Linked DNA regions of Homo sapiens: regions 2 and 3 are each linked to region 1. A link is a contact called in ENCODE Hi-C or POLR2A ChIA-PET data. All regions are on one chromosome and are shown on one strand. Each heading gives the region's core, a stretch centred on a gene start or an enhancer-like site at or near the end of the contact. The rest is flanking DNA. Distances are from core to core; before and after follow the strand shown. Region 1 overlaps C5orf67 (chromosome 5 putative open reading frame 67). Region 2 has its middle 86 kb from the start of C5orf67. Region 3 has its middle 32 kb from the start of C5orf67.

What was found. Hi-C counts contacts between places; a loop is a spot of excess contacts on that map. ChIA-PET counts read pairs that join two places held with the same protein, here RNA polymerase II (POLR2A). Pooled maps may share reads with other maps.
Region 2: a pooled map shows a loop between it and region 1 (2.4-fold over the local background). The contact joins two enhancer-like sites. A Hi-C loop is called at or near these places in 1 of 168 maps with a recorded cell type or tissue (B cell), 1 of 37 single-sample maps with no recorded cell type and 2 of 50 pooled maps. POLR2A ChIA-PET finds 5 or more read pairs at or near these places in 8 of 52 experiments (B cell, CD4-positive, alpha-beta T cell, GM12878 and 4 more).
Region 3: a loop to region 1 is called in a map of HepG2, with 1.9 times the contacts of the local background. The contact joins two enhancer-like sites. A Hi-C loop is called at or near these places in 1 of 168 maps with a recorded cell type or tissue (HepG2) and 1 of 37 single-sample maps with no recorded cell type. POLR2A ChIA-PET finds 5 or more read pairs at or near these places in 3 of 52 experiments (CD4-positive, alpha-beta memory T cell, H1 and Panc1).

What each region holds. Positions count from the first base shown.
Region 1 is chr5:56,564,386-56,567,400 of GRCh38, forward strand. All of the region lies in intron 1 of C5orf67 (chromosome 5 putative open reading frame 67), which reads right to left. Among named protein-coding and RNA genes, the nearest start is that of C5orf67, 40 kb to the right of the region's middle. Within about 2 kb of position 1,531, at least 3 of the 41 ENCODE cell types and tissues checked have a DNase peak (open chromatin) inside an H3K27ac peak, as active enhancers do.
Region 2 is chr5:56,691,082-56,694,096 of GRCh38, forward strand. No RefSeq gene overlaps it. Among named protein-coding and RNA genes, the nearest start is that of C5orf67, 86 kb to the left of the region's middle. Within about 2 kb of position 1,455, at least 3 of the 41 ENCODE cell types and tissues checked have a DNase peak (open chromatin) inside an H3K27ac peak, as active enhancers do.
Region 3 is chr5:56,636,812-56,639,826 of GRCh38, forward strand. No RefSeq gene overlaps it. Among named protein-coding and RNA genes, the nearest start is that of C5orf67, 32 kb to the left of the region's middle. RefSeq lists enhancers at 474-1,043, 651-945. Within about 2 kb of position 1,625, at least 7 of the 41 ENCODE cell types and tissues checked have a DNase peak (open chromatin) inside an H3K27ac peak, as active enhancers do.

The DNA.
Region 1 (3,015 bases), core at 281-2,780:
CTGGAATTTTGGAAAGGTGACAATTAGAGCTAATTGCATGACATTCCACTAAAAACTATTTTATAAACAATTTCTGAATACTCTCTTTATAAGCAATAACTTAGGAAAAGTCTACAAGCTTAATGTAACCAGAGAGATTACAACATGAGATGGGAGATGTGGGGATATTGCATGAATAGGAAAAAAATTTAAAAGACCACCAGGGAACTCCACCCCAGCTAATGAGGAATGATTACTCCCTGCTGACAAGCAACTGAGCCACTCTAACTAATATTTTCCAGAGTAATAAAGAGGCTGATGCAAGACAGTGAAGCATCCAGGGGCTATTTCCAAACAAATTCTGGGAGATACAAAAGCAAATAGACCAATGACAGTTAAAAAAAAAAAAAGGCTTCTATGGGCTACTGCAAATTGAGCTACTTGCATCACTGTGACCCAGTCGTGCCTTATGCCCAGGGATACTTTAGTAACTGCTCTCTTGTGGTTCAGGGAGAATGTAGATGGAAGGTGAGTTTTAAATGTACCGACGTCTTGCTTTTTCCAAAGTTGACTTGATCTCTCCCTTGAAATGCATATGCTAATATGACCCCTGGGAATTGTGCAAACCTACCAACACACCACAAGGTCAGCTGTTTAGACATTGTTGGGTTTCCGTAATGCTGAGAAAATAGCATGGGAGCCCTGCAGGAACCGTGCCATCACTGTGTTTCTCTTATCTGAGCTCGGTTCTCACACTAGCTGGAGCTCTTGCATCTACTGTACAATGAAAACATACTGTGGGAACAACTGAAATTTCATCTCAGGGGAGGAGAAGGGGTGCATTTTCTCCTATTACCCAACTCCATGCTATGCAACCAGTCTCACCCATCCTTGTGTCAAATCCGCATAGCTAATGGAGCATGAGAAGCCTTAAGTGCCTCAGTCTATTTATTGTAAACAGTGAAAGGGTGTAAGCAGCAAACAGGACTTCTAATCATGGAAAGCTGAGTGGAGCTGTGCAAAGGGCTTGCAGGGAAACCCAAGTCCAGAGAGCACAGCTAGTGTGTAATGAACTGCAAGGGTGGCCTCAGGTCTTTTCCTATAAATGAGCGACAGGCAGACTCCTAGGAGCTTTGCAGCACCAATGAGGAGCAGCGAGGCCTGAGCGGGGAATCTGCAAAGCTCAGGAAGTTCTGACTCTATGATGAAAAGACTGAGCAAGAGAAAAGCCCCATTTCCAAATGGAAAAGGTCTAGACATCTAAATCCTTTCCTCTCATTTTTTTTTCTCACCATGATTTCAGCTTGCATTCAGTGGGAGCTGGCAATCTTTCCACTCAGGTCTTGTTCCTTGACAAACACAGTGCAAAAACTGATGCTTAGGCTTTAAACTATGTGGAGCACGCCCAAGGCTACTTTGTAGAAAGCGAAGGTCTGTGCAATGACCTGCTCCCTGGAGCCCTTGTAATAGTTGTTGGGAAGGTCTCAGAGCCAGCAAAATGATCGTTTCTGACTCTGTGGCTGAGGGATGGTGCTGCAAATGTGTGTTCTCTTGGGTTTCACTTCCTCCTGCCAAGATCACTCTGCCCTGCACCCTCCTCTTTTCTTCAAGGGATTAGGGGCTAGACCATTCATTCACTCATTCACTCAGCAAATATTTATTATTTGCTATGTGTCAGGCACTGATTTATGTGCAATGCACAGGACAGACAAAATTGCTCCCTTCATGAAGCTTACATTCTAACAAGAGAGAAGGACAAAGACAAATAAGGAAATGCATAGTTTAATATTGGGCAGTGATGAGTGGCATGCAGAAAAATAAAGTAAGCTAAAGGGACAGAGAGTTATTGTTAGATAAGGTGGTCTGAGATAATCCCTCTAAGGAGATGACATTAGAACCCAGACCTAATGATGTGAGCAAGCCATGTAGACACCTGGGAGAAGAATGTCTCAGGTAATGGAAATAGCACATGCAAAGGCTAACAGGTGGGAACATGCTTGGCATTCAGGAGGAACAGCAAGACCAGTCCTCATGAGAAGCCATGGGGAAAATAATAAAAGATGATATCAGAGAAGCAGGCAAGTGCCTGATCATGTGGGACTCTGGTATGGACTTTGCATTTTATTCTAGGAGGATGGGAAGCCATTTGAGCATGGCCGAGATATCATCTCTATTGCAAAACTTTGTGACTGTCAGTGGCCCTACCCACAGAATAAGACTGAGAGCCAAAGCTCAAACTGGAGAATAGACAGCCAGAGCAGAGTACGACAAGTCATAATGACCACAGCAATTCCAATGATCAAAGCTCAGGTATGACTGCAAGACCAGGAGCATTCTGTGATCCAATAGCCTTTTCTCTGTCTCCTCTTTTTAGAAGGGCCCAGTTGCCACTGTTAGGATGTAGAGAGACAACAGAGAGACATCATATCTATACCTGACAGGCTACAGGTCCCTCCTTGCCATGCACAGCTCTTGTTTGCCTCCCCGCTTTCCTTGCCTGCTCTTCCCAAGAACACCTGAGGCTCCCGTCACAGTGAATTATACATCTTCCCCGACCGTGTTATTCCTCCCTTCCTGGAATGTGCTCATTCTTCTGCCTAGAGTGACATTTTCTGCCTTGTATGCCGGAGGAAAGACCCACTCGTCCTTAAAGAGTCAGCTTAAATAGTATCTCCTCTGTGAAGGATGTACGGTATTTCTGCTGACATGTGTCACACTGCATTGAAGCATAGACAGGTGACACTGGATAAGAATAAATAATGAAGACGAGTTAAAATGTAAAAAAGGTTTTTTGTTAAGGTCAAGGAGATAACACACTCCTGTTGTAGAAGAGGCAGGCCACTTCGAAGGGAATATATGCTCCTAGTGTCATTCATCAGGCGGTAGGTAACTTCTAGGGGAAGAGGAAGCACACCAGAGTGGGAAAGGAACTTTTAGGGGCTGGGAGACATTGGCTAGACACTCAGGCATGTCTGGATCAAGCTGAATTGACTCTGGCCACTGCGATTAGGCAGGAAGCTGGCCCAGGAAGCAATC
Region 2 (3,015 bases), core at 205-2,704, 130 kb after region 1:
GAGACAAAAACACTTCCAAGAAACCTAAAAAAGTAGTTTCAATGGTAAAGTGTGAGAATCCTTAATGTTAGCAATTTAAAAACCTGTGAGTCCTAGAAAAGGACAATGGGGGAATGATCTCTACTAAGCAGGTGATTTACCTATTTTCTCACTCCATCCTCACAAAACCCCATTAGAGGTTATTATTATACCTATTTTACAGGCAAGAAACTATGTCTCAGAGAAGTTAGCTTGCCTAGGTTCACAAAATGAAAATGTAGTAAAGCCAAGATTCTAATTCAAGATTGTCACCAAAATCCATCCACCAATCTAGAAGTCATGGCTTTCTTTACATCAGTAGATAGTAACACAAGTAATAGTGCAGAGATTAAATCTTTTCTTAGAGTAACGTTTAAAAAGTAACATTAGCATGTCATATTTGTGCCTCTAACATCACAGCCTGGAAATGCTATGTTCTACTAACCTTTACTTTGGGTCAGAAGAAGTTACTGCCAGGCATTACAGGAACTTGGACTTGGGTTTTGGAACAATCAAAGAGTAACTGATGTGGGAAGTCCTTTAATTCTTCCAGTGATAAAAAGATGATTGTACCAAGGGCTCATGTCCCCATTTCCAAGTGAGACAATGTGAGTCCTCACCTGGCAACTATAGTTTATTTTTTCTACCTCATTTTAATTCAGAGTAGGCTTCAGAAGTCCTAGTAAGTATTCAGTTTCATTTCCTTCATTCTTATGTATTTTTTAAAGTTTGGTCATATTTTCAGTATAACTTAGCTCCAAAAATTCTAATAGCACCTCTATTTAAGAATATATCACAAGGTATCCATATGTTGGGGAAATGATAATTGACTAAAAGTTCAAATTCTCTTGATAATTTTCTGTTCCAAGGAAATTGAGTGTGTGTGTGAGTGTGTGTGTAAATACATATATATGGAATATATAGATACTCATTTAGGAGGTACATTTTGCTTTCTCTTAAGATTACAACATAGCTGGAAATTAATTTAATTTTCTTCATCTCTTGTGTGGTTTCTTCTTTTGTTCTACATATTACTTCTTAATCTCCCTACCCGCAAAGGGGTTATAATAGCAAAGTAACTGAACTGATGCCATTTTTGAAGTCCTAACATGACAAAAGAATTTTAACAGTTATCAGAAGTTGATTTGATAGATTTTAATAGATTTAGTTGATTTCAATGGATTATGATTTCAAACGACAGCAAAAAGGGAGTGAGGAGATTGGAAAGGACGAGAACATCAAATTAACAGAATGGAGTTTCCTCAACTGAGATAACTTTTGTTAAAACTTTTTTTAACCCAAAGCTGAATTTACTTTCTATTCATTTCCACACTGAATTATAAACAACACGTTTTGAGGTGTTGTATTTAGATGTTTTTAATTTGGCCAGTCTAATACACAACCTAAAAAGTTTCCATTAGGGTGCGACAACGCCTAAAAACAAAACCAAACAAAACCTTTTCCTGTTCTGCTTAAGGTGGGTGGATCAAAGAATGTTTAGGCAGATAAGAGGGTTTCAGAGGTCGTACAGTCCCAGTTACCCAGAAGATTATAAAGAAGGATTTTTAAAATCATGGCTGTCAAGGGTTTCTTGTCCAAAAAAGCAAGAGAATTCTCCAAACAATTGTTGGTTAATGTCCAACGCAGTTTGCTACATTTCACATCTTCTCTGTCTTCAAAGGCTACAAATTTGAAACTTTACTGGGTAGGAAGGTTTTGAAACTCAAGTTCCATTTATTCTTGGCCAAGCCCAGCCGTCTGGTTCCCAAGATGGGCATGCGAGAGGGTCAAACTGTTGAAATAGTTATTTCCCCATCACCCGAGCTCCCCAGAGGATGAGTTAAAAACAACTTTTAAACAAGTATAGATCTAAAACACAACGAAAAAGGTATTTTGGGTTGTAACAGCCAAGGTCCAAGGTGTCCTGGCTCTGCAGATTGAGCCCCACCTGTCTTTGTGAGTAACTTCTTATTTCCTCCCCAGAGTGGTGGAAAGACATGTTCATTGCCATTTGGAAGCAAGACATAAAAGAAATCACAAAGGGTAAATTAGGACTGCTGCACCACACCGGAACTTAAAGGTTGATTTAATGTTTTTTTGGCTTTGGGGAGTTTTTTTGTTTGTTTTTTTTTGTTGTTGTTGTTGTTTTGTTTGTTTGCTTTTATTATGGTACTCTCTCATAAATATGAACTGAACTTGCCTTTATCAGAGTACAAATAAGAGAGACATTCTGAGATCTTCGGTTTGACTCCTGGGTGAGTCATCCTGCACCCCCACCGCTCGCCCACCAGTCCCCAGGCTGCCATTACATTTGAAAAATAGCAAGCGAAGAATTATCAGAGGGAAAATCTAAACTATAAAGAAAAAACTAGGCCAGGGACAGTGGCTCATGACAGTAATCCCGACACTTTGGGAGGTGGAGCCCAGGAGTTTGAGACCAGCTTGGGCAATATAGTGAGACCCCCATCTCTACAAAACACTTAAAAAAATTAGCCAGGCATGGTAGCACACGCCTGTGGTCCCAGCCACTCAGGAAGCTGAGGCAGCAGGATCACTTGAGCCCAGGAGGTTGAGGCTGCAGTAAGCCATGATCGTGCCACTGCACTCCAGCCTGGGTGACAGAGCGAGATCTTGTCTCAAAAAAATAAATAAATAAAATAAACAAATAAATAAATGAGCAATCTTCCTTTTTGTCCCCTACGCTGCCATACACAACACAGGATTGAAAGTGGATACCTCAATGGTTAATCAACACTCTGACCTCAGTTTACACATGCTCTGGGAAGGAAGCCCCTTTATGAGGAGTGCATTGTGGGAAAACAAGGGGAATGTTCTACATAAATCTCAGGGCAAAGTGCCTGTCCTGCAGCTGCATAACAAAACAGTTCCATACACACCATCCATCCACCCATGCCCTAAATAAGATTCCCTCTAGATAAATGTAGGGCATCTCCCACATTTTTCATCCCCTTTCTCCAGTTTTAGGGCTCATTTTCT
Region 3 (3,015 bases), core at 375-2,874, 73 kb after region 1:
TCATCGGGATTTTTGAAGCTAGAAGGAACCTCAGTGATTGCCTAGTTGATTCTTTCGTTTTACCAAAATTAAGTTTTGGAATAAATGCATTATCCTAGATCTAGAGACAGAACCAAGATGCAACAAGTCTGAACCCTTTCTAGTGAATACATAGTACCACCCTATATGCATGAACCAAATCTGAGAAAATGAGCTCGCAGGTTTATGCACAGCAACTTGAAAATGTTCCCAACTCCCTCGAAACAACATGCTAATTTAATTTCAGCCAGCAAGACCTCTTTCCAAGTTCCCACCCCACCACCCAAAAAATAGGGTAGCAGGGCTGCCCTGAACATTGAAGCCTCTTGGGGAATTCCCTGACATATCCCAAGGAAAAAGGGTATTGATGCCCAGTTTCAACAGACCTTTCTCACATTCCTGATTCAGAAATCTTACCTAATGTGTATTAGGGTTCTACTGAAATCGGTCTCAAACACCTTATCCAGCAACGTTTGAGAAATCTCTGTGCTACTTGTCCTGCCCACCCCAACCTCAAGCCTTGTCTTCCAGAATGGCTCCACAAAGAGGAGAGAACAGAGACGGATCACCACCAGAGCCTGAGAAGAGGGCCTGTGAAAACTGCCCTCCTTCCAATCAAAAAGGATTTTTTTTTCCTGACTGCTATGTGAATAGAACGTTAAAAACTTGAACTTTGAGCTGTGATCCAATACCTGAAATTCCTTTCATTCCACAATTAAAGATAAGGCTTTCAGTGAAAACACAGCAGGAATGAGCATTCCCCAGACTCTTTAATGCCCAGGAAGAGATAAATGACTGACGTGGGCCATTTCTTAGAGATGGCTTTGGAGGAGGAGGAGGGAAAGGAGAGGTCAAGTGTACTAAAGGAAGAGTGAGCACAGGAAAATGAAAGGCTAGAGGCTTTGAAGAGAATCTCTGCCCACTTCACCATCTGCCCTGAACAATGCCAGATCTAATTGCTTCCAGAACTGCTCCTCACTTTAAAAAACAAAAATCTCCTTTGACCACAAAGCCAACTGCTACAGGTTTTTAAGTGGACAAGGATGTCTTTGGGTGGCATCTACCCAGATGAAGATGAATAGGAAATAGATCCTTATCCAGGTATATTAGAAAGCGACTTCAAAACATGTAATAAATTTGTGCTATCAATCATTATATTACCTCATGAGGTAATATATATGAATATAGCCTTTTCAACTGGGGAGTTCAAAGTGAAAAAGGAACCATAGATTTGTAGAAAACAGCAAAATCAGCTTCCCAAGCACTCAGCAGAGTATCATATGTAATAGAAATCACACACACACACAAAAAGATAAAATCGATACACAGGTTAAAGGAATTTCCAGATTGGTATGATTGTTTCCATAAGTGAAAAAGTGGAATTAAGGATGATATTGAGAATGTGGTAGAATGCAGTCCCTTTTTATTTTCTGAGGAGGTGGGGTGGGAAGCCATTGAGAAAGGCAGAGAAAAAGAATGAGGATTGTGCTCCTGTTTACACACAGCCTGGGTTAATGTGTAATTGACAAGATTAATGGCTGCATAATAATTGCCTCTATTGTTTACTGTCTGGATGGTGGCCAGCCACCTTCCCGCTCTGCCCACCAATGGGTTTGGGTTTGTAAGGAATGCAGTCAGTGGCTGATAGGGTCTGTGTGCCAGGTGTAACCTTGCTAAAGAAGACATTCAAGAATCATACAGGGAGACCTGGTGAGGTTTTGCCATGGCAGGGCATGCCTTCTTCTTGTTGTAAATAGTCTAACTTCAAATCTGCTAGGTGAGCTGTATCAGAACAGGGCCAGGCTTGGCCTGACCTAACTGCTCCACCTGAGAAAGACAAAGAAAATAAAACCTCAGGATGTAGAGAAAGGTCTCATTTCTGTCCTGGCCATACTGTGAACCAAAAAGCAGAGTGTTCCTCTGTGCCATTCCTCGCACTGTCCCGGGCTGTGCTGGGAAGTGCCCACCTTTCCCCCACAGGGATGCACAAATACCTTCCTCCCCACTCTTCCCTGATCTGCTTTCTAAGCTCTTGCCTCTTGTGCACTGTGAGACAAGCAAACAGACCAAGACTCTGGGTCATGAACCCCAGACAGGATTTCCATGGAAAGGTACCATGCGTCCAACCCTTCTCCTGCTGATCTTGTCTTGTCTTGCCTCTCACAGGGACCAGCATGGTTTTATGTACAAAAACAAGAGCTACGTAATTCTCACGTGGCCTTGTTCTCAACTGGGTCACAAGTGTTCTTCTTGATTACCTCAACCTTTGTGGTTTTCCATTCCCTAACAAATCAATTTTAGAGTCTTGACGTCTGAAGAGGCCCTCCTAGGGCTGGTACTAGTCTACCTTTCCTGTCTTCCCTTCCAGCCCAGCTTAGACTGCTTTACTGTGCAGCTCTATTCCTCCTTCCTTCCACCTAGAAGGTCTCCCTGCTACCCACTCTCTCTCAGTATATTCAAATCTAATCCCTCTGGTGCAGACTCCATAGTGTCTCCCTATTATACACTCTCACATCCTTTGTGCTTTTCCTTCATAACACTTACCCCTCCTGTCATTAAGTAATGATTTGTGCAGTCATCAGTGGGGTGGCTCTCTCCCTTGCTAGACAGTAAGTTCCTAAAGACAAAAACTGCACATGCTGTGTTCTGTGATACCTCTCTAAAAGAGGGTCTTTAGTATGTGCTTAAATCAGTTGTCAAGTTAATAACTATATGAATACATGCAAAGACAAGTTCAAAATTTTCACTTCCTTGGTGAGCTCAACCTTCAGCCTCTCCAGCTGGGTATATTCTTGTTAGTCCATCTGAAGTAACAGGGGAACTTTGTGCTTCCCTGGCACTATCATTTCCCTGTTTTATTATCAGTATCTGGGCTTAGTCTTATCTCTCGTGCTTCTCTAAGCCTCCTTGAGAGCAGGGACTCTCATTCATTCTGTGTGTGGCTCACAACTCCGAACACAAAATTTTATGTAGCTGGGAGTAAAAAACTGTCAGCCA